Linked DNA regions of Homo sapiens: all the other regions are linked to region 3. The links are chromatin loops, found by intact Hi-C in ENCODE. Cell type or tissue: GM12878. All regions are shown on one strand. Links, peaks and the distances in the headings refer to the core of each region. The heading gives the core; the rest is flanking DNA. Region 1 overlaps CPNE8 (copine 8). Region 2 overlaps CPNE8 (copine 8). Region 3 has its middle 34 kb from the start of ALG10B.

Region 1 (10,433 bases), core at 1,001-9,000, 420 kb before region 3:
AAATTGGACCCTTACTTTACACCATACACAGAAATCAGCTCAAAATGGGTAAAAGACCTAAACATAAGACCAGAAACAATGAAACTCCTGGAAGAGAAAATAGAGGAAAAGTGCCTGGACATTGGCACTGGCAATGACAGCTTGGATTTACTTCTGGGCTCCCTATTCTGTTCCAAATATTCTTGCTTATTTTTTATAATCCTTTGCTAGTTATCCATATGTCCATTTCCTCTTTACATTTTAAATATATTATAAATGCTTATATTTTGTATACTATTCATAATATTTACAACATTCTAAATCTGTGTTTGATTCTGCAACCTGTTGTTTTGGAGAGTCTAACTCATGGTGGGTGCATTTTTCCTTGTTTATTTTTTAATATTATAAAACGAGCTTCACATTTACTTTTAAAACTTTAAATGTGAGATATTTTGAGATGTAATTTGAAGGGAAACTTTTCTGGAGAGGATTTGCATATACCAGGCAACCATGATCACTTGAATTAAATGTAATTCTTGGTTTGAAGTTTTGGTAACTACTCAAGTGATGTCAATTAAGACAGCAAGCCTGGTTGAGCCTTAAATTATTAGGATACATTTTTTTCTCTTTCACTCATCTCCACCTTTTAAGGCAGCGATTTATTTTTTAGGCTCATAAAGTGAATGTTTATATATAACTCATGCTACAATCAGGCAATCTAGTTAATGAGATATAAGCTTTATGCTGTGGGTTGGCTGTTTATTGAATTTCCCACCTTGTGAGTCCCACCTCCTCTTGATTTTCTCTCTAATTTTTGTGCCCTAAGTAACCATAAAAATCAGAAGCCTAAGATCAAGTTCTCCAGTGTTCAGTTCTGCTTATCTTTCTGACTTCACTTTAAGCTTCTGATTGGTCCTTATTTTCTTGCAATGTTATCTGAGCATTTATAAAGATCTTTGCATATTTTATTCAGCATTGTAAAGTGTGTTCAGGTTGATGCTCAGTCAGGGTGTTTGGTTTTCCATAATGCTGAATATATTAAACTCATAGTTCACAAATAGAAAGAAGAAGAGAAAGGTACAGCTGAATTAGAAAAATTAACTGATTAAGGATGCTGGAAGGATGCTGAAAACGATAATGTAGTAATATAAGACAAAATGTGCCATGCTATATTGAGTTCTTAGTCATAAGGACCTAGGGAAGATGGAAGATCTTGACATGTGCAATGACCCTGGTTAAGAGTAAATACATGGTGGAAACAAGAATTAAGCAATGCATGACTGTATATTACATACTTACCTATAAACTAAACACCTGCTGTATACAGACATTTAACTCTGTGCTTACAAGAGGTTTATGTCGTGAATATTGCTCTTACAGAAAGCATAATCAACTTGAGAAAAGAAAGGTTAACAATTTGTCCTTTTAACAGTTAAGGAATAATTAAGTGCTAAACCTTGCAGTATTGACTTTAACATCAATAGGAAAGCAGAAAAGGCTGAGCTTTGTGTAAGGCTGCCTAGGATAAGGTTTTCTTGGAACAAATGGAACTTGTTCCATATCCAATTTGGGGATATGGAAAGTTTGAGGCGAAATAGGGAACAGTTAACAAGCTATAGTTTATCAAGGCATGGGAGTGAACACAAAGAAGAAATAAGCACAAAATGTCACCGAGTTGATGAAAGGAGAGGGAACAGTGAAACCCATAGTTTTAGATAGGTTTTAATAACATACTAAAAAACTTAGAAACCATGAGAACATTTTGTTCTATAGTCATGCACTACTTAGCAACAGTGATATGTCCCGAGACATGCTTCCTTAGGTGATTTCATTGTTGTGAAACCACCATAGGCTGTACTTACACAAACCTAGATGGTCTAACCCAGAAGTCCCCAACCTTTTTGGTACCAAGGAGCGGTTTTGTGGAAGATCATTTTTCCATGCACTGGGGGTTTGGGGGTAGTTTCGGGATGATTCAAGTGCATTACATTTATTGTACACTTTATTTCTATTATTATTATATTATAATGAAATAATTATACAACTCAATGTCATGTAGAATCAGTGGGACCCCTGAGCTTGTTTTCCTGCAAGTAGATGGTCCCATGTGGGGGTGATGGGAGACCATGACAGATCATCAGGCATTAGATTCTCATAAGAAGCATATGCAACTTAGGTCCCTCTCAGTTCACAATAGGGTTCACGTTCCTATGAGAATCTAATGCTGCTGCTGATCTGACAAGAGGCAGAGCTCAGGTAGTAATGCCAGCGATGGGGAGCTGCTGTGAAAACAGATGAGGCTCAGCTTGCTGGTGCCTGCCACTCATCTCGTGCTCTGCAGCCCTGGGGTTGCAGACCCCTGGTCTAGCCTACTACATACCTAGGCTATATGGTATAACCTCTTGTTCCTAGGCTACAAATGTGTACAGCATGTTACCTCACTGAACAGGTAATTGTAACATCAGTATTTGTGTATCTAAACATAAGTAAACATATAAAATGGTATACCTGTGTAGGGTACTTACCATGAATGAAGCTTACAGGAATGGAAGTTGCTCTGGGTGAGTCTAAGTGAGTGGTGAGTGAATGTGAGGCCCTGAGACATTATACTACTGTAGGCTTTATAAACACTGTATAGTTAGGCTACACTAAATTTATTTAAAACTATTTTTCTTTCTTCAATAATAAATTAACCTTAACTTACTATAATGTTTTTACTTTAAAATATTTTAAACTTTTTAAAATGTTTTAATAATAACACTTATCTAGAACACAAACACATTGCACAGCTGTACAAAAATATTTCCTTTCTTTATATCCTTATTCAGTAATCTTTTTTCTGTTTTTAAGTTATTTATTTATTTTTACTTTTTAAACTTTTTTTTGTTAAAAACTAAGACACAAAGTTATACATTTACCTAGGCCTACACAGGGTCAGGATCCTCAGTATCCCTGTCTTCCACCTCCACATCTTGTCCCACTGGAAAACCTTCAGGGGCAGTACCATGCATGGAGCTGTTGTCTCCTGTGATAACAGTGCCTTCTTTTGGAACATCTGCAGGACCTAAATGAGGCTGTTTTTACAGTTAGCTTTGTTTTTTTTTTTTTGGTATGTGTAGAAGAAATACACTTTGAAATAATGATAAAAAGTATAGTATAGAAAATACATAAACAGTAACATATTTGATGTTTACTATCATTGTCAAGTATTATGGACTGTACATACATACTTTGTATGACTGGCAGCACAGTAGATTTGTTTGCCTCAGCATTACACCAACACATGAGTAATGCTCTGTGCTAAGATATTACATCATTAGGCAGTAGAAAGTTTTCAGCTCCATTATAATGTTATGGGGCCACCAATGTATATGCAATCTGTTTCTTACTGAAACATAATTAGATGATGCATAACTATTACATTATCTTATATTTTATTATATATTAGACAATATGGAGATATTGAAGATTCTTGAGGAGAGGATCGACATGTTTAAAGTTATGTTGAAAGTTTAGTCTCATTGAGGGCCGGGTGTGGTAGCTCATGCCTGTAATACCGGCACTTTGGGAGGCCGAGGGGAGCGGATCACTGGAGGTCAGGAGTTTGAGACCAGCTTGGCCAACATGGCGAAACCCCATCTCTGCTAAAAAAACATACAAAATTTAGCTGGGCCTGTAATCCCAGCTACTCAAAATATATTTGTTAGGGAAGAACCATGTTATTATTATATGCTCTTTATTAGAGTACATAAAAATAAACATGATATATAAATTTATATTATATAGTATTAATATAACATATTAATGTATATAAATATATTTTTGTTGTTTTAGAGGAATTCCAGGGAAGAAATGTGGTACAATCATACTTACAGCAGAGGAATTAAACTGTTGCAGGGTAAGTAAATATTTCTTTGGTTTAGAAAATACTTCCATACTTCAAATGCTATATCTAAAATTGTACTTAACTAATTAATTTTTAAGTAATTGTAGCAAAAGTGTTATACAATTTTATAACCCATAAAATATCATTTTAGGTACTTAGCCCTATGACCAGAGAGACTGTATTTCATAGTCTGAAAAGTATAATTAGTTATTTTAATAATCTTTTTAAGGAATTGAAAGTATTAAAATAACACCTAATATCAATACTGCTTTTTAAGCATTAGTATAAGGAATAGTCAGTTATACCAATCAGTTCAATTACTGCAAACTTTTTTGCAGTATTTTTGAAGATCTGTGTGTAATCCTGAAGGAATATTTCTTGTCATTTGAGTTTACCCCATTTGTATAAGATATTTTCCCCAATTTTTCTAATTTAATTAATCCAGAATTTATATTGGTTCCATCTCTTGTTAGCTTGGGAAGTCCACATTTGAAGAAAGGATTAGCTGCCACTACAGCTAGCAGTATGACTACAGAGAGTGCATACTCTGTATTTTTAGAACATTGCTACTTTCAGTTGTGATTTGCTGATGCACCCATTGACTCATGATTAATGATTTCACTGTTGTCAAGAAATGGGGTGATAGCTATGACACTCCAGACTGAAAGTAACAATGACCAGCTTAATCTGAAGTCAATATTGTCTGTTTAATGTGGGCCAGCAGATCTCTGGGAATTGGTATTTCCAGAGGAAAAAAATTTTCCCTAGATTACCTCTAGTGCTCTTTACTTTTAGTTGCTGCTTGATTGTAGGAACAGAAACTCACCCCAAATACCAAAAGCTTAACATTTTGACATTGACCAGAGTTTTTATAGAGAGAGCCATAGTTTATTTTATTATCTCAAAAAGTTGTCTTTTTAACTTTTAGATAAATTCTGTAGCTTTATTTACATAATACATTTCTGGTGGGACATGGTGGCTCATGCCTGTAATCTCAGCCTTTGGGAGGCCAAGGTGGGAGGATCACTTGAGCCCAGGAATTCAAGGCTGCCGTGAGCTATTGTGCCACTGCACTCCAGCCTGGGCAACAGAGCAAGACCTTGTCTCAAATATATGTATATATTATATCTCTCAAATATAGATAGATGATCAATAGATAGATAGATAGATAGTTGAGATAATATGCTCAGGGAATCATATGATATTGTCAGCAAATGATAGAAACTGGGTATTACAGCTGATTACATACCTTTGGGATTCTGGGGGCAGGAGTAGAACAGTGAGATAACAATAGGAACTATAATAACAGATGAGTGGAAATAGTTAAACACTAATATTATAATTTAAGTCATTTAAAAAACATGTAAATTGAAGCCTTTCTGTTGTTGTGCTCATTGTCTTTGTCCCCCTGGGCATGTCACGGTCATATCAGTCTCACTTTTCTCATCTAAAAAATACCCCAACATGCCCACATATAATGCTGTTAAAGACTATCAGACTCAAGTTTTGGTTTTGCTACTAATTTGTACTTTGTCTAATCAAGACACTTGACTACTTACTCTGTGTTTTACTTTTCGTATTTGAAGGGCAATAAACCAAAAAATGTGAACTAATCACTAGACTATTTAAAAAAAAAATCTTCCAGTCCTGGCAATTAACTACCATAACATTAAGTTTGATACTATAATGTACATAAAAGTAGTTTGCATATACTACCCAGTGCCTTAGAAAATATAGCATAATTATTTAAATGCAGCGATATTACCTATCCTATTTTTTTAGTTAAAATGATACAATGATTTTTTAAATTATATTATCATCTAATCATCATTTATACTTGTCTCAATTTGTAAATGTTTCAAATAATATATGTTTTGTATGATAAAGGAGGAAAGAAAAAAGGAAGTTCACAGTCAATAAGATACATGTTCTTTTTGGTGATATTAACATGCTATTTTGTCAAAATCTTGAGTTTATTGAGCAGATTTTATGTAAATGTGTCATGAATACAGTACTATCTGTTCTATTTCAAAGTAGAGCCAAGATACCAAGACACAGGTTGAGTATGGACAGGCTGCATCCTAAATATCTTCCACTTTCAGTTCTACTCTCTTGTTGGAAGAGCCGGGAAAATTCTTTTACCAGGCCTTAGTAAATGAAAGGGAATGTGTCATTTAGTGGTCTAGGTATTTTTATCCCTCTTTTTACAATTAATTCAATAACATCTGGAATTATCTTTCAATGAGTCAATACATATTTCTCATACTTAGAAATTATAGTTTAATATTTTTATCAATATTGTTTAAAATCTTGGTGTAACTTCATCTTATGTTTTCTATGTCCTGATTCCTGGCTATAGCCTTATTGATCATCAGCATCATTATTAATACTAATAAACTTGAAATAGTATTTCATTACTACATTAGTATAGTAGAATGCACAAGTGTACTCAAAGAAATGTTCATAGTTACTTCAGAAGAATCAATGCTTTTTAAATTTATACTTTAGGGAACATTAAAAGTATTGGGCATTATTATTTATAATGTTGAATGCAATCATTTTAATTCACCTACAACATCATAAAAATCTACATTTTTCTTTAAAACGAGTTGTCAGTTATTAACTTGTACAATGAACATAAGCTTTAGAGTCAGCTCACCTACATTTTAGTCTTACCTTTTTCACTATTTAGCCGAGTGAGGTTATATTGTTGAAGCTTTAAGTTATGCATTTGTAAAATGACAATTTTTTTAAACCAGTTTATTAGGTATAATTGGCATACAAATAACTGGACATATTTAATGTATACATCATGATGAGTCTGGAGACAGGTATATACCCATGAAACCATCACCACAATCAATGTCATATATTAGTCACTTACAATGGTTCCCCCTACCCTGCTTATTTATTATTAATATTTTTGTGATAATAAACAGCATAAGATTTACCCTTTCAGCAGATTTTTAAATATACAGTGCAGTATTGTTAACCATAGGTACTATACTGTATATAGTAGATCTCTATGACTTATTCATCTTACATAACTGAAATTTTGTGCTCCTTGATAATACCTTCCAGTTTCTTCTTCCCCTCAATCCCGGGAAACCATCATTCTACTCCCTGCTTCTATAATTTTGACTATTTTAGAATCCTCATGTAAGTTACAATATGTAGTATTTATCTTTTTATGGCTGTCTTATTTCACTTATATAGTGTCTTCCAGGCTCATCTATCTTGTTGCAAATGGATGGATGTTCTTCCTTTTTAAGGCTGAATAATATTCCATTGTTTTACATATATATGTGTGTGTGTGTGTGTATAAATTTTATATATATATAAAACATTTTCTGTATCTATTCATCTGTTGATGGACACTTCATTTGCTTCAATATCTTGACTTATTTGTGTATAATGCTAGAATAAACATGGGAGTTCAGATATCTCTTCAAGATACTGATTTCAGTCTCTTTCTTTGGATATATACCCAGAAGTGGGATTGCTGGATCATACAGTAGTGCTGCTTTTAATTTTTGAGGAACCTCCTACTATTTTCCACAGTGGCTGCACTAATTTGCATTCCTAGCAACAGTGTACAAGGGTTTCCTTTTCTCTACATCCTCACTGACACTGCTTCCTTTTGCGTTTGTTTTTTGATAGTAGGCATTCTAACAGGCGTGAGCTAATCTTTTGTATGGATTTGCATTTCTCTGATGATTGGTGATGTTGAGCACCTTTCATATGTGTGTTGGTCATTTGTATGTCCTTAGAGATATGCTTATTCAGGTTCTTAGCCCATTTTTAAATTGGGTTGATTTTCTATTTTTTATTTTTATTTATTTTTAGTTTTTGCAGTATTTTTGAAGATTTGTAGGAGTTCCTTATATATTTTGGAAATTAACCTTTATAGTATACAGTATCTTAGTCCATTTTGTGTTGCAATAAAAGAATATCTGAGAGTAGGTAACTTATTTTTAAAAAGAAGTTTATTTAGCTCACTCTTCTACCAGCTGAGAAGCTCAAGAGCATGGTACTGGCTTGTGGTAAGGGCTTTCATACTGTTTCACATTGTGGCAGAGAAAGTGAAAGTGGAAGCAGACATTTGTGAACATAGGGACACCTGAGGGGCACCCTAGCTTTATAAAAACCCACTCTTAATAGAATGAACTCATTCTGAGAGAATTAATCCAGTCTCATTCAAGACTGTGAAAGCAGCACCTACCTATTTATGAGGGATTCACACCCATAACCCAAACACCTTCCATGGGGCCCCACCTCCCAGCACTGTCACACTGGTGATCAAATTTCGATATGAGCTTTGGTAGGGACAAACAAGTCATAGCAACCACAGCATATTTTCTCCCATTCTGTAGGTTGCCTTTTCATTCTGTTGATTGTTTCCTTTGCTGAGCAGAAGCTTTGTAGTTTGATGCAGTCCCACGTGTATTTTTGCTTTTGTGGCCTATGCTTTTGTATCATATCCAAGAAATAATATCCAAGGCCAATATCACAAGGCTCTATGTTTTCTTCTAAAAATGGGAATATTATTAATTCTTCCTTTAGATGGATACTCTATAGGAAAGAAATGGTAGCATTTAAGGGATGTATAGGTCATAAATTTATACAAATATTTATTTGTAGTGTAATAATCCTAATTATCTCAACTTATTTTGATACAGTTTTATTCAAATGCAAATTTTATATTTAATTAAATGCCACAGTAAAAACTAATGTAGTTTAGAAATTATGTTGGGAGTGTATCTTCAATCAGTATTTTTTTTTTAAATACGGGGTCTCACTCTATTGCCCAGGCTGAAGTGCAGTGGCACAATTTTGGCTAACTGCAGGCTTTGAGCTCCTGGGCTCAAGTGATTCTCCCACCTCAGTCTCCCTCCTAGCTGGGAACATAGGCAGGCACCGCCACACCTGGCTAATTTTTTTTTTTTTTTTTGATAGAGATGTGGTCTCACTGTGTTGTCCAGGCTGGTCTTGAACTCCCAGACTCAAGTGATCCAAGCCCCCCTTGCCCTCCCAAAGCGCTGGGGTTACAGTCATGAGCCGCTATGCCTGGCCTTTTATGTAGTATTTTAAAAGTAGCTTGAAATTTTTCATAAAGTATATTTTTTGTTTTTATTTATTGATTGATTGAACAGTGTTTACAAAATGTTATTATGTCCTTGGAATGAATGCTTAGAATAGAATGGCAAGAAAAAAACAGTACAAAACACAACACCACAACCCCCAAACCTGGTCCTTGTTTTTAATGAACACATAGTTTGTGGGAAAGAGAGACATTAGTCGGCTGACTATGCAGGTAATATATGTCATGATATGTGACAAGTGATTCAAATATATTATGAGAGTACAGCAGGGATCTAATTTATATTAAGCCTTGGGGGAATCACTGGGCCTCTTTGAGAAAGTGACATTTAAGCTAAGACCTAAAGAAGGAGTAGTGTTTGCCAGCCCAAGGATAAGAATTCCAGCAGACACAGCTGTATAAGGTCCTGAGGTGGGAAAGGCATGTGTGGGTCCGATGTGAGATGGCCAGGGGTGAGCAGTGGGAGTTGATTGAGCTAAAACATTGCCAGTTGAAGGTGGAAAAGGCTGGTCAGAACCCATTAGATGTTGGCCTTTGCGGACCATGTTAAAGGTTCTGCATTTTTCCTAAATGCAAGGGAAAGCCTTAAAGCATTTTAAGTTGTGAGCAACATGAATTTTTCATGTTTCAAGACTTTTATTCTGTCTGCTGAATGGAGAATGGATTGGATACATCAAAGAGTCGAAGTGGGAGTAAGGAATAAATGTCAATGAACATGTCTGGGTGAGAAATAAGATTGAACTGGACTGAGGTGGTGGCAGCAGAGCCAAAGTAAAGATTTGAGCAAAATTTTAGAGGTAAATGATGCAACTGGTGGTGGACTGGATAAAGGATCAGGAAAATAGAAGAGTCAAGGATGGCTTCTTTGGGCACTTGAGTGAATGACAATGCCACTAACTGAGCTGGGAAAATTATAGGAGAAGCAAGTTTATGGATAGACGTTAGATGTTCAGATTGGAATATGTTAGAAGTGCCTGTGAAACATCCAAGTGGCTTTATGCAATAGAATGGTCCTTATATGTGGAGTATTAAAGAGAGGTCTTAAAAAATGTATTAGGTGACATTAAGCATAAGGCATAAAAACAAAGCAAAACAAAACAAAACTTTGCAGTGATGCTAGTGTATTTCTAAAAGTATATAAATACTTTTCCTCTCAAACAAGATGTATTTTGTGCTTAATACAAATGTACCATTTAATCCCTGCTAAGTTGTTAACCTGAGTAATTGCAAGAACATTATTTTTCCTAAGGTTATATAATTTTCTTCATTGAAATAAATCTTTATTTTGAATCAGTTATTCATTTTGCAAGCCCTAAGGGATATAATTTGAAAAATTAAATTTAGTATTACATTTACCAGTGAGCCTATGAAAATTCATGCTTTTATAATAATACACCTCTGATGTTTTATTCACAATCTATTTGAAATAAACACATTTCATTTATCTATTATGCATTGTAAGTATAC
Region 2 (10,433 bases), core at 1,017-9,016, 300 kb before region 3:
TTCTTAATCCTGAGTTCTAATTTGATTGCACTGTGGTCTGAGAGAGAGTTTGTTGTGATTTTTGTTCTTTTACATTTGCTGAGGAGCGCTTTACTTCCAACTCTGTGGTCAATTTTGGAATACGTGCGATGTGGTGCTGAGAAGAATGTGTATTCTGTTGATTTAGAGTAGAGAGTTCTGTAGATGTCTATTAGTTCTGCTTGGTGCAGAGCTGAGTTCAGTTCCTGTATATCCTTGTTAACCTGTCTTGTCGATCTGTCTAATATTGACAGTGGGGTGTTAAAGTCTCCCATTATTATTGTGTGGGAGTCTAAGTCTCTTCGTAGGTCTCTAAGGACTTGCTTTATGAATCTGGGTGCTCTTGTATTGGGTGCATATATATTTAGGATAGTTAGCTCTTCTTGTTGAATTGATCCCTTTACCATTATGTAATGGCCTTCTTTGTCTTTTTCGATCTTTGTTGGTTTAAAGTCTGTTTTATCAGAGACTAGCATTGCAATCCCCGCTTTTTTTTTTTTTCTTTCCATTTGCTTGGTAGATCTTCCTCCATCCCTTCATTTTGAGCCTATGTGTGTCTCTGCATGTGAGATTGGTCTCCTGAGTACAGGACACTGATGGGTCTTGACTATCCAGTTTGCCAGTCTGTGTCTTTTAATTGGGGCATTTAGCCCATTTACATTTAAAGTTAATATTGTTATGTGTGAATTTGATCCTGTCATTATTATGTTAGCTGGTTATTTTGCCCATTAATTGATGCAGTTTCTTCATAGCATTGATGGTCTTTACACTTTGGCATGTTTTTGCAGTGGCTGGTACAAGTTATTCCTTTCCATATTTAGTGTTTCCTTCAGGAGCTCTTGTAAGGCAGGCCTGGTGGTGACAAAATCTCTCAGCATGTGCTTGCCTGTAAAGGTTTTTATTTCTCCTTCACTTATGAAGCTTAGTTTGGCTGGATATGAAATTCTGGATTGAAAATTCTTTTCTTTAAGAATGTTGAATATTGGTCCCCACTCTCTTCTGGCTTGTAGGGTTTCTGCTGAGAGATCCACTGTTACTCTGATGGGTTTCCCTTTGTGGGTAACCCGACCTTTCTCTCTGGCTGCCCTTAATATTTTTTCCTTCATTTCAACCTAGGTGAATCTGACAATTATATGTCTTGGGGTTGCTCTTCTTGAGGAGTACCTTTTGGTGTTCTCTGTATTTCCTGAATTTGAATGTTGGCTTGCCTTGCTAGGTTGGGGAAGTTCTCCTGGATAATATCCTGCAGAGTGTTTTCCAACTTGGTTCCATTTTTCCTGTCACTTTCAGGTACACCAATCAAACGTAGATTTGGTCTTTTCACATAGTCTCATATTTCTTGGAGGCTTTGCTCATTTCTTTTTACTCTTTTTTTTCTAATCTTGTCTTCTTGCTTTATTTCATTAATTTGATCTTCAATCACTGATATCCTTTCTTCTACTTGATTGAATCAGCTATTGAAGCTTGTGCATGCATCACGTAGTTCTCATGCCATGGTTTTCAGCTCCATCAGGTCATTTAAGGTCTTCTCTACGCTGTTTATTCTAGTTAGTCATTCGTCTAACCTTTTTTCAAGGTTTTTAGCTTCCTTGTGATGGGTTAGAACATGCTTTTTTAACTCGGAGAAGTTTATTATTACCGACCTTCTGAAGCCTACTTCTGTCAACTCGTCAAACTCATTCTCCATCCATCTTTGTTCCATTACTGGCAAGGAGCTGTGATCTTTTGGTGGAGAAGTGGCGCTCTGGTTTTTAGAATTTTCAGCTTTTCTGCTTTGGTTTCTCCCCATCTTTGTGGTTTTATCTTCCTTTGGTCTTTGATGTTGGTGACCTATAGATGTGGTTTTGGTGTGGATGTCCTTTTTATTGATGTTGATGCTACTGCTTTCTGTTTGTTAGTTATCCTTCTAACAGGTCCCTCAGCTGCAGGTCTTTTAGAGTTTGCTGGGGGTCCACTCCAGACCCTGTTTTCCTGGGTATCACCAGTGGAGGCTGCAGAACAGCAAATATTGCAGAACTGAAAATATTGCTGTCTGATCCTTCCTCTGGAAGCTTCGTCCCAGAGGGGCACCCAGCTGTATGAGGTGTCTATCGGCCCCTACTGGGAGGTGTCTCCCAGTTACGCTATACGGGGGTCAGGGACCCACTTGAGGAGGCAGTCTGTTCGTTCTCAGAGCTCAAACGCCGTGCTGGGAGAACCACTGCTCTCTCCAGGGCTGTCAGACAGGGATGTTTAAGTCTGCAGAAGTTTCTGCTGCCTTTTTTCAGCTGTGCCCTACCCACAGAGGTGGCGTTTATAGAGGCAGTAGGCCTTGTTGAGCTGCAGTGGGCTCCACCCAGTTCGAGCTTCCTTGCCACTTTGTTTACCTACTCAAGCCTCAGCAATGGTGGACACCCCTCCCCCCACCAGGCTGCAGCCTCGCAGGTCGATCTCAGACTGCTGCACTGGCTATGAGCAAGGCTCTGTGGGAATGGGACCCACCAAACCAGGCACAGGAGAGAATCTCCTGGTCTGCCAGTTGCTAAGACCATGGGAAAAGCACAGTATTTGGGCAGGAGTGTCCCCTTTTTCCAGGTACAGTCTGTCATGGCTTCCCTTGGCTAGGAAAGGGAAATCCCCCAACCCCTTGCACTTCCCAGGTGAAGTGACACCCCGCACTGCTTCAGCTCACCCTCTGTGGGCTGCACCCACTGTCCAACCAGTCCCAGTGAGATGATCCAGGTACCTCAGTTGAAAATGCAGAAATCACCCATCTTCTGTGTCTGTCACGCTGGGAGCTGCAGACCAGAGCTGTTCCTATTCGGCCATCTTGGAACGGACCTGAAAGGCTTGGTCCCAACCACCAAGGAAATACTTTACGGCTCCCACAGTGTCTATTCTCTGGTCTGTGCACAGACTTGTGTGGCTCTTACGGAGGATCCTTTAAGCTAAGTTGCTGGCCAGTTCCTTTCCACGTTGCTGAGAGCTCCCCGCTTCAATTTTAAAAAACAGTTTGAGAAGAATTTGTGTTAGTTCTTTAAAAGTTTGGTGGAATTTGCCATGAAGCCATCTGGTTTTTATTTTATAGAAGAAGAAACTGAGGCAAAGAGTAGAAAATAACCTGCTCAAGATCATGCAGGCAACAGGCAGCAGAACCAGGCTTTGAAACTGGGAAGTCTAATTCCAAAGTTTCTGAGAATAGGGAGGTAAAAACTTAAATGAGTTTAATGTCCATAATGTAGGAGCAAGGTAAAGAATATGAGACCAAAGTTGAGGTAAAGGTAAGATAAAAGAAGCAGGGGAGATCTCCCCTTTCCATAGAGAAGCATCAACTGTTTGCCAACATTTCCATGAAATGTGTGTATTAGCTACATACATTTTCAAAAACAAAGAAAAAAAAAACTCTTCAAAAAAAAAAAAAAGTCTAAAGACCACTGCATGTATACTGACCATACCAACATTACTAAATGTTAACATTTAAAGCATTATACCTTCTAGAATAAGAATTAAGTAAATTATAGTTACAATTAGATATATTTTCTCATTATTCCCTGTGTTGATTCCTATTTTCTCTTTTCTAATTATAGTTTCAGAGAGAAAATTAACCTCAATTTGTTTTTTTTGTTTTTTGTTTTTTTTTTACCTCTTTGATTTTTTTCTGTTAAAAATGTCAAGTCTTGTCCATAGCTAGGGAATAAACACTTCACAAAAGTTCTAATTCTCATTCTCTTCTGAAGGAAGATCGCATTTATTGTTAGTTTTTTTTTTTTCACATCCTTAGCAAGCTGCCTTTCTTGCCCTTAGTAGGAGAAAGATATGTCACCTTTTAAATACCTATTTCTAAAAACTGCTCTGAGTTTCCCTCCTGGAAATAGGGTGTAAAGACAAATAAGGTAAAATTTTAGTCACATACATGTGCTTCCTTGTAATGTCTTATTTTAAAAAGAAAGGAATAGTTTTCTTCTCTTCTTTTAAAAGAGACTACCTTCATTGCATAAAAGGCACTATACCTAATCTTTGATTTCTTAAAATTTTTCTTGGTTTACCTGTAGCAACCTGATCATTTTAAATGCTTCCTTCCAATAATGATTGTTTTCCAGAGGCACATAATGAATAACTTTAAATAAAAAACAAACTTATTTTATTTTTCAAAATAAATGTAAAATGGTATTTTACAGCATGAGACAGGATTGTTCTTTGTCTTCATCCAGGAGAAAAATGATTTAATTCAAATTTTTATATATTGTACTCAAATTGTTCAACATATTAAAATGTCTTCACTTTGCCTTTTCTCTGAAGACCAAAAATTACTGTGCTCTTAAATTATCACAACATTCACAGTTCCAATCACTTCAAAGTTGCATCAAGCATCATTATGCCCCTAAGGGAAAATTGAACTAATGCCCTCAAACAGCACAGTGTTTATTAACTTAAGTAACCATTATAAATGAGAATGGAATCAGGCAATCTATTACAGGAGCATTTGGTATTGAGCCGATAAGGGCTCTCACATAATTACATATATAAAGATATAGTAATCATTTTTATTAAGGGTGGTGCAAAAGTAATTGCGGTTTTTGCCATTGAAAAACCACAAATTACTGCAAAAACTGCAATTACTTTTTGTTCCAACCTAATATATGTTGTTAGAATGATGATATTTCCATAAGAAATATACCCAAATCTTATGCCAAGATCTTTTTTCCTGTCTTCCCAAATAGTAGATACTCAAAAATCAACATCTGATGCAAAACTCAATGTACTGAATATTTCAGCTTCCTATTAATATGAGCTGTGTGAATTCTATATTCATAGTCCATGCGATTTTGTCTTAGAAAGAATTAAAATACTTTAATGTGTTTAGGACTTTTTAACAATGTACACTATTATATTTTACCCTGAATTGGGTAATACTCATTTCTTATCCAGAATTGGGTAGTATTTTTATATCAGAAGCTGAATTAGGCATATATTAACTCCATTTGACAGGAAACCAAGCCCCAAAGAGGTTAAATGCTCCATCCTGTTGGGATTCAGGCTGGGTATAGAACCTAAAACTGCAGAAGACATTTGGCAACATAATAAGCCTATTAGGATTAAGTGACATGAGTTATTGGAGGAAAAACATAGAAAATGATTGCATTCCTTTTGAGATAAAGCATATATTATGTAAGTTTAGTCACTTATAGCTATTTGTAGTGTATTGAATTTTTTTTTTTTTTTTTTTTTGAGACAGAGTCTCGCTCTGTCGGCCAGGCTGGAGTGCAGTGGCATGATCTCGGCTCACTGCAACCTCTGCCTCCTGGGCTCAAGCAATTCTCCTGCCTCAGCCTCCCGAGTAGCTGGGATTACAAGGGTGTGCCACCGCACCCAGCTAATTTTGTATTTTCAGTAGTGACACAGTTTCACCATGTTGGTCAGGCTGGTCTTGAACTCCTGACCTCAGGTAATCCACCCACCTCAGCCTCCCAAAGTGCTGGGATTACAGGCATGAGCCACCATGCCTGGCCTATTGAATATTTTTAAAAATGTATAATAATTGTTATCCATCTCTCCATTACTCTCAGATTCCCTGATTTTCCTATGACCAAATGTGTACATGTGTTGATTTTTTGTGTTTATTACATAGCCTGCTAAAGTCTGTGAAATAACTTTCTTTCGTCTCTGTTTTAGTTTGTGCCATTCAGGGATTATATTGACAGAAGTGGAAACCACATACTGAGCATGGCTAGATTGGCTAAAGATGTCCTAGCTGAGATCCCTGAGCAGTTTCTCTCCTATATGAGAGCCCGAGGAATCAAGCCATCACCTGCGCCTCCCCCATACACCCCACCTACACATGTGTTACAGACTCAAATATGACTGTGCTCTGAAATGCTAATGTCAACTACAAATCAAAAGTGCTGAGTTAATGCTTTGTGCCTGGTGCTCTGTAATGAACCAGGCAATGAGATAGTTTTCTCAGTTTGGTTTCAGCAGTTAATGTGCTTTCTTGGATCCAAATTTAAATATCTTCCTAAACCAAAACTGTAAATATGGTTGTTGCATGAGCAACAGAAAAAATTGTTTAAATGCTTGAAGCAAAGTATGGATGTCTTCTCTAAATCTTTCTTTCTTTTTTTTTTTAACAGAAACAGCTAATTTCCAATGTATTGTTGGGAAAAAGCACAAACTGTGTTTTTAACTCAAATATTGTCTTCGACTGCTATGTGTATAGGAAAGCAGTCTCTGTATCAATGTTTACATGTTACTACTTTTTAAATTTCAATACTTTTATAACTGTTCTTAAAAATAAGAGTTTTAAATACTGAATCCTTTGTCTTCTAAATTGCAATAGCTATAATCACAAGAGCAATATCTCTTTGAATGACTGTCTGGACAAACACAATTGCAAATAAGGGAAGGGAAAAATGCTTTTCTATTTTTCAGTAACTGGATTGTCTTAAGAAACTACATCTGCTTAATAAACAATTTCTCAGCAATGTTTGCTGGGTATGGGAGTTTAAGCCCGGCAGATGTGTCTCCTGGTTGAACATGCATTTTTCATGGAGTTTGGGTTCTAAATTTAGACTGCAGTTGGTTTGTATTTTGTAACACTAAGTAGAAATTATAAAAAGTCAAACATTGTGATCTATAAATGCACAGAAAATACTTTGTAAAAAGTAGCATCCTTATATAATAATGCTATTTAGAAAGACTGAAACCAAGACTATTTAACTGTGAACTATGTAGCAGATGTTTTAAACTTTTTATTCCATTATATCTTGTCTAGATATTTTAATTCAAAGGGATACTGGCTCTCTTGATCGGAATTTCTTGTTATCACCATTCCACGTTGCCACACAAGGTGCACAGGCTGGAAGTCTTTTGTGAAATTCCCAGTTAAATATATACAACTATGTGACTTAGTGCACAACACATTTGTGAAATAACCTACTCCTATATACTGACCTGCCTGTCCACGAATAATTGTAAAGGGTTTTTGCATGTACAGTTTTTACAAGAATTACAGTTTTGTGAAGTTGTGTCTAAATTAAAGCATTTCTTTAGAACAAATGGCCTTAAATTCTCACGGAATTCCTGGAAATGATTGTGAATTGCCTTCAAATAATAGAAAAGTGTATTTATTTGTGTGTGTGTGTGTGTCAAAAATGTAACTGCTTTATAATATTTTTTCCTTACCTATATATTCTATTTAATACTTGGTTTATTTCTACTGTACATTGTTTTCTTTGTCCCAAGTTGACCTAGGGTGACTTTTATAAGCATGAAACTATTTTACTGGAAAGAAAAATATATACATCCACATATCTAACAGTATCAATGTTATATAACTATGTAATAATTGTTGATTTTTAATTATGTATTAAAATCTTTAAATCATAACTATTTGCTTTGTACGTTTCATGTATGAATGACAATAGTTTGATGATTTCCTTTACTGATCTTAAATATTTATGCCACTACAGTGTATTACCTACAGATTTTTAAATTTAGCTTTATTTATCAACCCAAAAAACAAATAAATAAGATCAATATTCTTTTCTTCTTGTCAAACATCAGTTATTTTTTTGAACTGTCCAGAGAAAACAAAAGTTGTACAATTCCTTGTATAAATAATAGATTGCTCAAACCTAGTGGGAGTAAATGGCCAGGAATGAAGCAATTTCTCTTTACAAATGTTATCATTTATATGGCTGAGAATGATAATCAGAAACTTATGTGAAGTTAATGCTACATGTAAGATTAGAAAATACGTAAATCTTGTGTATTCATTGCAAAAATGTAGTAAACCAAGATTGGAGGGATTAAGTGATGTATCCAAGACTATATAACTAGAGAAGAGCTCATTACCATCTTGGAAATATTTGTTATAACTTACATTTTGTTAGTTGCTATTAGGTGCTATGCAATAGGAAATCCCAGAGACATGCTTCATAAAGGAAAACACATAGTAATAGTTGTACATACAAACTGGTTATCAGGGATATTTACACTTACGGTAATGAGCAACAAGAAAGGTATATATTGAGAAGGGGTGATAGATTCAAGTCATTAAACCTGCTGCAGAAGTCAGTCTTCAAGTGGTGCCCTCAAGAACCCCAGAGACTTTGGGCACTGTCCTATCTTTGTAATCTCATTTCCTTCCTCTCCAATGAAAGCCTCTAATTATCATTTGAACTCCAGGATGAACTCTTGGTGTTATTTTCAAGTATCTCCATCATCTGAATTTGCCCAGTTATGTAATACCAATTCCTATTGCTTCTCAAATTAATATTAAAACTAACCAGGCCTGCCTCATTCCTTTTCCGCAACCACTCCGAGTTTACCTGGAGTCTGTCTATAGTGTTCATACTCTGTTCTCTCATCAAGCCCTCTTCTCTGGTCTTTACCTGAGGATATCCTTTGCACTTTCCAACTCAAGCCCCAGCTCCTCTGAACCTTGTTCTTTAAAACTTCAATGCTAACAATAATCAGTACTTTCTATGAGCTCATCTTTGTATTGCATTTCAGCATATTAATTGCCTCAGATTATTTCTAAACTATTTTATTTTATCTGGGGCATCTTGTCTCTCCATCCTTATGGAATAGTATTTAATGGCACCTGGTAAATTTTTAAAGCTCCCCAGTTTATTGTAATGTGTAGCTAGAGTGTGAAATTGCTGCAACTAAAGACTATTGGATGACTCAATTACTACTTTTTAAATTATCTCTTCCAACATGCAATATCGAGAGAAAAGAAGAGGTGGATATGACTCTGGTGGTGGTGAATGTGGGAAGAGAGTGGATTTGGGATTAGGGTTGGAGCATAGGTTATTTTGTTTTTCAGGCTCAGGGAAGATAATAGATGGACTCATGCACTTTTTTTTTTTATTACTGTGTCATCATCAACTTAGGAAATAAAGACCTCTCACAAAGATGAGGTGGATGTGGTTATTTCTTAGAAGACCTGAAATGCCAAAGATTTTACTGAAGAGCATGCCTTTTTCTTTCAGCTTGCGTGAATTTTATTTAATGACTTTGTGTTACATATAGCTGTAATTGAGACAAAGTGGCCAGATTCTTCATAAAAACTCAGAGTAAAGAATAATTTTTGTGATTAGCACAAATCAGATACATTTACTAATAAATAAGCTGCTGAGTTGAGGATCAAATAGATTGAGTGCATGTGGAGTGTTACCTATGAAGATGGAAAAGATGGAAATCTACTTGCAAAAAGTCACACTTGTGCAGAGCTTTCTCATCAGTGTGTTACAGATGATTTACAGATTTATGCCTTGCAGATGGGCTACAGGTGTGCACCTTGGGGTGGTGTATAGTGCCTGGGGTAATTGGAGCTCCCAGCCTCCATCATGTTCATTGGCTAACCTCAGGATATTTTAACAAACATTCCCATTTTTAATGTGTGTCTTGAAATGTAGGGAAGCACTGCATTACAGAGATTATTTCCTAAATAACCTCTGCTTACAGCCAGTTCCACCTTCATTTTTTCTACTTATATGCCCTACGATATTTATACTGAAATTAAATTGAAAGAGTATTCACATACAATTCCATGGCAAATGTATTGTAGCAAATAAACTTCAGAGGAATAAGACATGAATGTCCTTGCATTTTTCACCACCTTCTTCATAAACATCCTACCACTCACGAAAATAGGTGTATCATCAGATGACCCAGAGGACATCAAAGCGTAGAGTCAAAGGGATTCAACCTTGTTATTTCCTTAGAATAAACACTGTTCTAGAAGACATCCTCTTCTCCCAACCATGACTGTTCCCCTCACCCCACTTTCCTACCAAGTATCACTCTATTTGCTCTGTTGATACCTGAGCGTCATTTAACAATAGGCAGTCCTTCATTTTACAAACTATTGGGATGTGCTGAGATCAGATACACGGATCTTAAGAATAAGCACATTTTAAAAACATATTGACATAATTCTTTGCACCAAAATTTTTTCTAAAAAAACCTTTCTTCATCATATCTTAGTTACTTAGGTATGACTTTGATAAGGGAAGACTTGGTATATCATGAACATGCACAAGTTTTAAACGGCTTCCTTAGGAAATGTGAAAGGGGAAATAGAGAAGCAACAAACAAGTATTTTCTCATGAGTTATTGCCTAAGCTATGTTTATAACTCTTAAGAGATGATTATCCTAAGCAATGCTCACCTCCTAGATTTCAGGTTTTTAACCTGGAATGAGGAGATACCAAGTAGAAGTACTTTCCCAACACAGAGTAGCCCATAACAAAATTATTTTTCTTTAAATTGATATGACCCCCACCCCCAGCTACCATTTTACTGTATAGAATCTTACTTCTTTGTCTCTAAGCAAAATATGCTAACATAATACACAGAAGTCTCCAAATATAATGTCTATACTAAGATTATCTCAAAGACATAATAGTTCTAATTCATATCACAAACTT
Region 3 (10,433 bases), core at 1,273-9,272:
TATTGGGGATACATTTAAGAGTGAGCCAGGAAAAAACTCAGACTCTCACTTCTACCATAGCATTTTCAAGTAAGAAATCATACAGAAAACTGCTATAATATTGGCAACACGGAGTGAGATTATCAGTAAGGGAGGAAAACAGTATTTTATTTATCAATCAAGAGGAAGTCCCACATGCTCCCAAGTAATACTTTTCATCATACTCCTTTTAATAACCAGAGGATGTACCTTTTAGTGCTGTGGTACCAAGTCAGCCCTTAGTAAGTGTGGAGCCTATGAATGTCAAGTAAAGAAAGCTGTCAAAATGGAATCAGAATCCTTTGAAAATATTCACCTTTGCAGTGATGTCACTCTAACTGTGCAATGCTTTTAACTTTTTAAAGTGTTTCTAAATATTAAGCATGCCAAGCTCTGAATTCTAAGATACAATACCTCAATAGATTCAAATCTTAGTGGATTGGACCTTGACCTGGATATAAGGCTTTCCCTTTTACTAAAACTGAATTTAGACATAAAAGCTTTTTTTCTCTTTCACTATGCAATAGGAAACTTGACTTACTTAGTGTCTAGCATCAGCTACTACTTTAAGAAACATTTTCTTGCCAGGATTTTGATACCCTTTATTAGTGTCTGCTGACTGGTAGAGAACATATATGAGGGAGAAATGCTCAGAAGATTCTAGCTTGTGGCAAATCTGATAGGAAACAGGTCAAATATAAATCATAGCATTGACAAGGAAGACAACTCTAATTAGCATTTCTATTTATGCTTAATTTTTCAGCATGTTAAGAGAGGGAACATGAAGATGAAACTGTAACTGCTTGGTGGCAAAAATAATCTGTTTTCTGGCAATTTTTGAAAGCATCAACTAAAATAAGAAATTATTAAATATAGATATAAGTTATTTTATATCATACTTATGTAAGTATCAAATTTTGATTAAGGTCACCTTTAACCCATAAAAGAAAAAAACTAATATGAATGGGTCAAGAAGAATAATAAAATGATAGGGGAGACTCAGGAAAACAATGGATGTTATTATGTAATAGTAAGACAAATCACTGAGTTAGGATTCAGGAGGACTGAATGTTTGTTTTAGCTCGGCTGCTACATGGCTATTTGATTTTAGGCAAAGTGGTCACTTCATCTCTTGGATTCAATTTCTCCATCTGTTACATCGGGGTCACAGCATCTGAGATCTTTTCCATCTTTCAGTTTCTCTGAATACATAAGAAGAAATAACACAGGTCAAAACATTTTGAAAAATATAAAACTCTACACAAGAGCAAGGTGTTACTGTCATTGGTGAAATTTCTTACCTAAAGACAACAGGGACAGATTTCACAGCTGTTACTGACAAGTGGGGAGATTCTGCAGGTGGGTCATGTAGACATGCTGCTTCAGGCTGAGCCTTGCAGGAGTGAGGAACTTCACACCCAAATAACTGCTAAGAGAAACAGTGCCATTGATGGCCTCCATGCCTGGGAGTCTTTACAGCAATGTACACAGGACTAGGAGGGCAATGTTGCAAAACCTCATAATCTTGTAGCCCCTTCTTGAAAGCAGAAATATAATAGGACAATTTCCATAGCAGAATTTTACTTCTTTTAGCCTCCAAAAAGATCAAAGAATTCCCAGGCATCTCTACAGATTAGCCTTTTTCAACTGGCCTTTCTAGCCCTTTAAGAATCAGCATTCTCATGAACATAGGCTTCTTTATTCCTTAAGAAAAAAAGATGAACAAAATGTGATTGGTTATTATTTACTAATGTTTACATACATACACTTCATCTGAGAAGTCTCAGCTCCAAATGCAGTTGATGAGGGCTGGAAAAGTGACAAAATGAACACTTGTTTCACTTCAAGTTTCCCTAGGCCCTTCTTCCCTACTGTCCCCACCCCCTTGCCCCCCACAGCTATTTAAAAGATGTCATTTTTATTTATTTATATACTCATTAAATAGGTAATAATTTACATGATCATCAAAATGATATAAAAAATCTATTAAAAAGTTTGCCCTGTTGGATATCCCCTCTCACCACTCCTATTCAACACAGTGTTGGAAGTTCTGGCCAGGGGAATCAGGTAGGAGAAGGAAATAAAGGGTATTCAGTTAAGAAAAGAGGAAGTTAAATTGTCCCTGTTTGCAGCTGACATGATTGCATATTTAGAAAACCCCATCATCGCAGCCCAAAATCTCCTTAAGCCGATAAGCAACTTCAGCAAAGTCTCAGGATACAAAATCAATGTGCAAAAATCACAAGCATTCTTATACACCAGTAACAGACAAACAGCCAAATCATGAGTGAACTCCCATTCACAATTGCTTCAAAGAGAATAAAATACCTAGGAATCCAACTTACAAGGGATGTGAAAGACCTCTTCAAGGAGAACAACAAACCACTGCTCAAAGAAATAAAAGAGGATACAAACAAATGGAAGAACATTCCATGCTCATGGGTATGAAGAATCAATATCATAAAAATGGCCATACTGCCCAAGGTAATTTATAGATTCAATGCCATCCCTATCAAGCTAACAATGACTTTCTTCACAGAATTGGAAAAACTACTTTAAAGTTCATATAGAACCAAAAAAGAGCCCACATTGCCAAGACAATCCTAAGCAAAAAGGACAAAGCTGGAGGCATCAGGCTACCTGACTTCAAACTATATTATAAGGCTATAGTAACCAAAACAGCATGGTACTGGTACCAAAACAGAGATATAGACCAATGGAACAGAACAGAGCCCTCAGAAATAACACCATATATCTACAACCATCTGATCTTTGACAAATCTGGCAAAAACAAGCAATAGGGAAAGGATTCCCTATTTAATAAATGATGCTGGGAAAACTGGCTAGCCATACGTAGAAAGCTGAAACTGGATCCCTTCCTTACACCTTATACAAAAATTAATTCAAGATGGATTAAAGACTTAAATGTTAGACCTAAAACCATAAAAACGCTAGAAGAAAACCTAGGTAATACCATTCAGGACATAGGCATGGGCAAGGGTTTCATGTTTAAAACAGCAAAAGCAATGGCAACAAAAGCCAAAGTTGACAAATGGGATCTAATTAAACTAAAGAGCTTTTGCACAGCAAAAGAAACTACCATAAGTGAACAGGCAACCTACAGAATGGGAGAAAATTTTTGCAATCTACTCATCTGACAAAGGGCTAATATCCAGAATGTACAAAGAACTCAAACAAATTTACAAGAAAAAAACAACCTCATCACAAAGTGGGTGAAGGATATGAACAGACACTTCTCAAAAGAAGACATTTATGCAGCCAACAGACACATCAAAAAATGCTCATCATCACTGGCCATCAGAGAAATGCAAACCAAACCTCACTGAGATACTATCTCACACCAGTTAGAATGGCGATCATTAAAAAGTGAGGAAACAACAGGTGCTGAAGAGGATGTGGAGAAATAGGAACACTTTTACACTGTTGGTGGGACTGTAAACTAGTTCAACCATTGTGGAAGTCAGTGTGGCGATTCCTCAAGGATCTAGAACTAGAAATACCATTTGACCCAGTCATCCCATTACTGGGTATATACCCAAAGGATTATAAATCATGCTGCTATAAAGGCACATGCACACATATGTTTATTGAGGCACTATTCACAATAGCAAAGACTTGGAACCAACCCAAATGTCCAACAATGATAGACTGGATTAAGAAAATGTGGCACATATACACCATGGAATACTATGCAGCCATAAAAAAAGATGAGTTCATGTCCTTTGTAGGGACATGGATGAAATTGGAAATCATCATTCTCAGTAAACTATCATAAGAACAAAAAACCAAACACTGCATATTCTCACTCATAGGTGGGAATTGAAGAATGAGAACACATGGACACAGGAAGGGGAACATCACACTCTGGGGACTGTTGTGGGGTGGGGGGAGGGGGGAGGGATAGCTTTAGGAGATATACCTAATGCTAAATGATGAGTTAATGGGTGCAGCACACCAGCATGGCGCAGGTATACATATGTAACTAACCTGCACATTGTGCACATGTACCCTAAAACTTAAAGTATAATAATAATAAAATAAAATAAAAGATTAGACAAAACAGTGATACCTAAATATACTTATAATAAATTACTCATTTTTTAAAATAAAACAGTGGAAATACAAAAAAAAAAAAAAAGAAAATGTGACACATATACACCATGGAATACTATACAGCCGTAAAAAAGGATGAGTTCATGTCCTTTGTAGGGACATGGATTAAGCTGGAAACCATCATTCTCAGCAAACTATCCCAAGAAAAAAAACCAAACACCGCATGTTCTCACTCATAGGTGGGAAATGAACAATGAGAACACTTAGACACAGGAAAGGGAACATCACACACTGGGGCCTGTCATGGGGTTTGGGGAGTGGGGAGGGAAAGCATTAGGAGATATACCTAATGTAAATGAGGAGTTAATGGGTGCAGCACACCAACATGGCACATCTATACATATGTAACAAACCTGCACATTGTGCACATGTACCCTAGAACTTAAAGTATAAAAAAAAAATTGAAAACAAAAAGTTTGCCCTGTCCATCCAATTTATCTCCTGAGCCTTGCAATCAGCCTTTTTAGTTGCTTCTATATCTATTCAGTGTTTCTTTATATGTATCAACACATCTGTTTGCATGTCTTCTTATTTATCTTCTTTATCACACAAAAAGGTTATGTGCCCAATACATTCTTGTGCTCCTTGTCCCCAAACTTTTCTAATATAGCCTGCCATTTATGCACTTTGTAATGTAATGGTCACATGGTCCCATTTATAGTAAGCAGAAAAAGCCGAGTCTGATTCATTGAAAGGTTATTGCCCTTCTGAGGAGGAAATTAAAACTATGTAGCAATCTTAATTTTAAAGTAAATTGTGGTGCTGTGGCATAGCTGTGACCCTAAGCAACAATCTCATCTAACAGTCTTAGAACATTCTGTTGGCATTTGATATCCTTAATAGCCCAAAGAAACCACATAAAAGTGCTTTAAAAAAAGACTTGTTGAATTCAATTAAATTTAGAAGAAACTTGGCTGTTTTGCTTTTGTTTCACTTTTGCTTTAGTTTAAAAACTGTGAGGATGAGGCAAGTAGCTTAGATGTTAAAACTTAAGTAATAAACAGATGGGGAGAAGACATAAGTGTGAAAAACTGTCAGTCTATCCATCCATTCATGCATGCAGCAAGAATTACTGAGCTCCTGCTATACTCCAGAAATGATTCCACACCCTGGGGATACAGTGGTAAAAATGCCAAGCTCATAACAGCTTGATGCCTGTATTCTAGGCTCTAGCATATTCTGTTACCCTATACAAAGGCACTATGACCTGCCACCAAAATTACTGCTCTGCCTCCTATCTCATTTCCTCATTTCTATCCATCCAGCCTTTGGTCTACACTCATAACAGCAGCCAGATTTGTTCTGTTAAAAAACAAAGGCCAGATGATGTCATCCCTACTCAAAATCCCCTGATAGTTTCTCATCCCCTTTGAGTAAAAGCCAACGTTCTTATAAAGCTTACACGATCTAGCTCTCTTACTGATCAGTGAAACTACATAATGATACATTTGGATATAAAACATTATAAAGACTATGAAAAATGTAGAGTAATATATAACAGCATTTCTCTTTCCACTGAGCAATATTAAGTACTTAGTGTGTACAGATTACTGATGCTACCTCTTTAGATTCCAGGTATGAGAACGGTTATGGCTGAGTACTAAGTGCAGGCATTGGCTTAAGTAACCATAGATTTCCTTTCATAAAAGCATTGACATATTTAATGGAAGTGGTAGATAAACATTCATTATTTCTGCTGTACCATTGTCCTATCTATCCATTAAGAAAATACGCAAGAAAGCACAGCAGAAAAAAAGTTGGTTGAAAATAGTAGATTTAGGCAAGACTGAATTGAAGATCTTTAATTCTTTCCCTTGGAATTTCTCAGAGTTCAGAGACAGGCTCAATAATAAAACAATTCAATGCCTTAAATGAAATATAAATCAATGCCTTAAAAAATACTGTTTTATTTTGCAAATGAATGAAAAGATCCCAACTTTATGTTTCCCAAAACATCGAAAAGAGGATTAAAAAGGTGGTTGGCTATATTTTTTTCCAAACAGAGTCACATATTAAATGTTACAGATAATTTTCAGCCAACTGACAGGAAGACTTTTAATCTATAATAGTTTTATATCCTTCCATGTAACTTTTGGTAAAGTGGATTATACGGCTAGGATTTCCAGACAATATACTAAAAACAAAACCACTCTCAATTCCTTGAAAGAAAATAGTTCATACTATTTACCATGGCTGCATTCTGAATTTTAAATGCAAATAGTACGTTTATGCAATGACACTCAAAAAATCTATTGAATGAATTAATAAACAAATAGATCCAAATAAGTCTTTCTTGCATATTGATTAGTGGAAAGAAAACAAAGAACCAGAACCATCTAGGAGATTTACCTATATTTGGGATAGGAACCTCTCTTCCTCTGGAATTCCTTGCAGGGACATGCATTTAAGTTGCGCTTTAGATCCCACGAAGCAGCATGGGGGTGCAGAAAGAGAAGGCTGGTGGTGGTCAAAGACTCCTGAGCTCATATCATGGCATCCTGTTTGCTAGCTGACAAAGTGATCTTATGTGTGTTAGTTCTGTGGTTCCATTTTGCTATCTATAAAATTTGCCTAACACTACCTCCCTTACAGAAACATAGTGAGGATAAAGGAGATAACATCTGTACAGATCTCATGGTCTTTGCATTTAAGTTCTCTCTCATTGAAATACTCTTTTCTCAACACATTGCTTAGCTGTTTCCTTCTTTTTATATTTTTTCCATAGGTTATTGGGATACAGGTGATATTTGGTTACATGAGCATGTTCTTTAGTGGTGATTTGTGAGATTTTAGTGCACCCATCATCCAAACAGTATACATTGCACCCTATTTGTAGCCTTTTATCCCTTGCCCCTCTACCACTCTTCCCCCCAAGTCCCCAAAGTCCATTGTATCATTCTTATGCCTTTGCATCCTCATAGCTTAGCTCCCACATATCAGTGAGAACATACAATGTTTGGTTTTCCATTCCTGAGTCACTTCACTTAGAATAATAGTCTCCAGTCTCACCCAGTTTGCTGCAAATGCTGTTAATTCATTCTTCTTTTTCTCTGGGTAGATACCCAGTAGTGGGATTGCTGGATCAAATGGTAGTTCTAATTTTAGTTCTTTAAGGAATCTCCCCACTGTTTTCCATAGTGGCTGTACTAGTTTACATTCCCACCAGCAGTGTAGAAGTGTTCCCTGATCACCCCATCCACACCAACAGCTACTGTTTTTTTGATTTTTCGATTATGTCCATTCTTGCAGGAGGAAGGAGGTACTGCATTGTGGTTTTGATTTGCATTCCCCTGATAATTCGTGATGCAGAGGAGTTTTTCATGTTTTTTGGCCATTTGTATATCTTCTTTGAGAATTGTCTATTCAGGTCCTTAGCCCACTTTTTGATGGGATTGTTTGTTTTTTTCTTACTGATTTGTTTGAGTTCATTGTAGATCCTGGATATTAGTCCTTTGTCAGATGTATAAATTGTGAAGATTTTCTCCCACTTTGTGGATTGCCTGTTTACTCTGCTGATTGTTCCTTTTGCTGTGCAAAAGGCTCTTTAGCTTAATTAAGTCCCAGCTATTTATCTTTGTTTTTATTGCATTTGCTTTTGGGTTCTTGCTCATGAAATCCTTGCCTAAGCCAATGTCTAAAAGGGTTTTTCCAATGTTATCTTCTAGAATTTTTATAGTTTCAGGTCTTAGATTTAAGCCCTTAATCCATCTTGAGTTGCTTTTTGTACAAGGTGAGAGCTGAGGATCCAGTTTCATTCTCCTACTTGTAGCTAGCCAATTATCCCAGCACCATTTGTTGAAAAGGGTGTCCTTTCCCCACTTACTGTTTTGGTTTGGTTTGTTGAAGATCAGCAGGCTGTAAGTATTTGGGTTTATTTCTTGGTTCACTATTCTATTCCATTGGTCTATGTGCCTATTTTTGTACCAGTACCATGCTGTTTTGGTGACTATGGCCTTGTAGTATAGTTTAAAATCAGGTAGTGTGATGCATTCAGATTTGTTCTTTTTGCTTAGTCTTGCTTTGGCTATTTGGGCTCCTTTTGGTTTCATGTGAATTTTAGAATTGTTTTTTCTAACTCTGTGAAGAATGATGGTGGTATTTTGATGGGGATAGCATTGAATTTGTAGATTGCTTTTGGCAGTATGGTCATTTTCACAATATTGATTCTACCCATCCATGAGTATGGGGTGTGTTTTCATTTGTTTGTGTCATCTATGATTTCTTTCAGCAGTGTTTTGTAGCTTCCCTTGTAGAGGACTTTCACCTCCTTTGTTAGGTATATTTCTAAGTATTTTTATTTTTATTTTTGCAGCTATTTTAAAAGGAGTTGAGTTCTTGATTTGATTCCTACTTGGTCACTGATGGTATATAGAAGAGCTACTGATTTGTGTACAATAATCTTGTATCCAGAAACTTTGCTGAATTCTTTCATCAGTTCTAGGAGCTTTCTGGAGGAGTCTTTAGGGTTTTCGAGGTAAATGATCATATCATCAGCAAACAGTGACAATTTGACTTCCTCTTTATTGATTTTGATGCCCTTTATTTCTTTCTCTTGTCTGATTGCTGTGTTTAGGATTTCTAGTACTATGCTGATGAGGAGTGATCTGGAAGTAGGCATCCTTGTCTTGTTTCATTTCTCAGAGAGAATGTTTTCAACTTTTCCCCATTCAGTATTATGTTGGCTGTTGGTTTGTCATAGATGGCTTTAATTACATTGAGGCATGTCCCTCGTATGCCAATTTTGCTGAGAGTTTTAATCATAAAGTGATGCTGCAGTTTGTCAAATGCTTTTTCTGCATCTATTGAGATGATCATATGACTTTTGTTTTAAATTCTGTTTACGTGGTGTATTACATTTATTGACTTGAGTATGTTAAGCCATCCCTGCATCGCTGGTATGAAATCCACTTGATCATGGTGGATTCTCTTTTTGATATGCTGCTGGATTTGGTTAGCTAGTATTTTCTTAAGGATTTTAGCATCTATCTTCATCAGGGATATTGGTCCATAGTTTTCTTTTTTGGTTACGTCATTTGCTGGTTTTGGTATTAGGGTGATGCTGGCTTCATAGAATGAATTAGGGAAGGTTCCCTCTTTATCTTGTGGAATAGTGTCAAAAGGATTTTTGCCACTTCTTCTTTCAATGGTAGAATTCTGCTGTGAATCCATCTGGTCCTGGACTTTTTTTTGTTGCTAATTTTTAAATTACCATTTCAATCTCACTCCTTGTTATTGGTCTGTTCAGGGTATCTAATTCTTCCTGACTTAAGCTGGAAGGATTGTTTTTCCAGGAATTTATCCATCTCCTAGTTTTTCTAGTTTATGTGCATAAAAGTGTTCATAGCAGCCTTGAATGATCTTTTTTATTCCCGTGTTGTCAGTTGTAATAGTTGTTTCCTTTCCTAATGAGGTTATTTGGATTTTCTCTCTTCTTTTCTTGGTTAATCTTGCTAATGATCTATCAATTCTATTTACCTTTTCAAGGAACCAGCTTTTTGTTTCATTTATCTTTTTATTTTTTTTTATGTTTCAATTTCTTCTAGTTCTGCTCTGATCTTTGTTATTCATTGTGCTATTTGTTGCCTGTGTATCTTGGGTGTTTCCTTTTGTGTTTTTGCTTTTTAACTTGTATTTTTGTTTTATATGTCCTGTGTGATTTATGCTTTAAAGAGTTCTCTTTTGATGTGTTTCCAGGATTTGTTTCAAGATTTAGAGCTCCTTGTAGCAGTTCTTGTAGTGGTGGCTTGGTAGTGGTGAATTCTCTCAGCATTTGTTTGTCTGAAAAAGACTGTAACTTTCCTTCATGTGATACTTAGTTTTGCTGGATGCAAAATTCCTGGCTGATAATTGTTTTGTTTGACAAGGCTGAAGATAGGGCCCCAATCCCTTCTAGCTTGTAGTGTTTCTGCTGAAAAATCTGCTGTTAATTTTATAGGTTTTCCTTTATAGGTTACCCGGTGCTTCTGTCTCACAGCTCTTAAGATTCTTTCCCTCATCTTAACTTTGGGTAACCTGATGACAATGTGCCTCAGTGAAGAACTTTTTGCAATGAATTTCCCAGGTGTTCTTTGTGCTTCTTGTATTTGCATGTCTAGGTCTCTAGTAAGGCTGGGGAAGTTTTCCTCAATTATTCCCCCAAATATGTTTTCCAAACTTTTAGATTTCTCTTCCTCTTCAGGAATACTGATTATTTTTAGGTTTGGTCATTTAGCATAATCCCAGACTTCTTGGAGGCTTTGTTCATATTTTCTTATTCTTTTTTCTCTGTCTTTTTTGGATGG

What was found. A loop is a pair of places that touch in the nucleus more often than their neighbours do. Peaks named below come from ENCODE experiments on the same cell type or tissue, not always from the same donor. Only the 100,000 strongest peaks of a DNase experiment are listed, where the experiment ranks them.
Region 1: a loop joins it to region 3, with 7 times the contacts of the local background. A loop is called at or near these places in 1 of 110 quality-filtered maps.
Region 2: a loop joins it to region 3, with 2.2 times the contacts of the local background. A loop is called at or near these places in 1 of 110 quality-filtered maps.

The regions. Positions count from the first base shown.
Region 1 is chr12:38,769,682-38,780,114 of GRCh38, reverse strand. CPNE8 (copine 8) reads left to right here. Exons shown (of 20, transcript NM_153634.3): 7 at 3,814-3,877. Among named protein-coding and RNA genes, the nearest start is that of CPNE8, 130 kb to the left of the region's middle. In GM12878, for the core only: no CTCF peak of the experiment used is centred there; DNase peaks (open chromatin) are centred at 4,454 and 7,954; H3K4me3 peaks cover 658 bases; H3K27ac peaks cover 3,868 bases.
Region 2 is chr12:38,649,308-38,659,740 of GRCh38, reverse strand. It overlaps CPNE8 (copine 8), which reads left to right. Exons shown (of 20, transcript NM_153634.3): 20 at 5,671-7,538. The coding sequence ends at 5,859. Among named protein-coding and RNA genes, the nearest start is that of CPNE8, 250 kb to the left of the region's middle. In GM12878, for the core only: no CTCF peak of the experiment used is centred there; no DNase peak of the experiment used is centred there.
Region 3 is chr12:38,345,838-38,356,270 of GRCh38, reverse strand. No RefSeq gene overlaps it. Among named protein-coding and RNA genes, the nearest start is that of ALG10B, 34 kb to the right of the region's middle. RefSeq lists an enhancer at 5,442-5,521. In GM12878, for the core only: no CTCF peak of the experiment used is centred there; a DNase peak (open chromatin) is centred at 5,420; H3K4me3 peaks cover 627 bases; H3K27ac peaks cover 1,397 bases.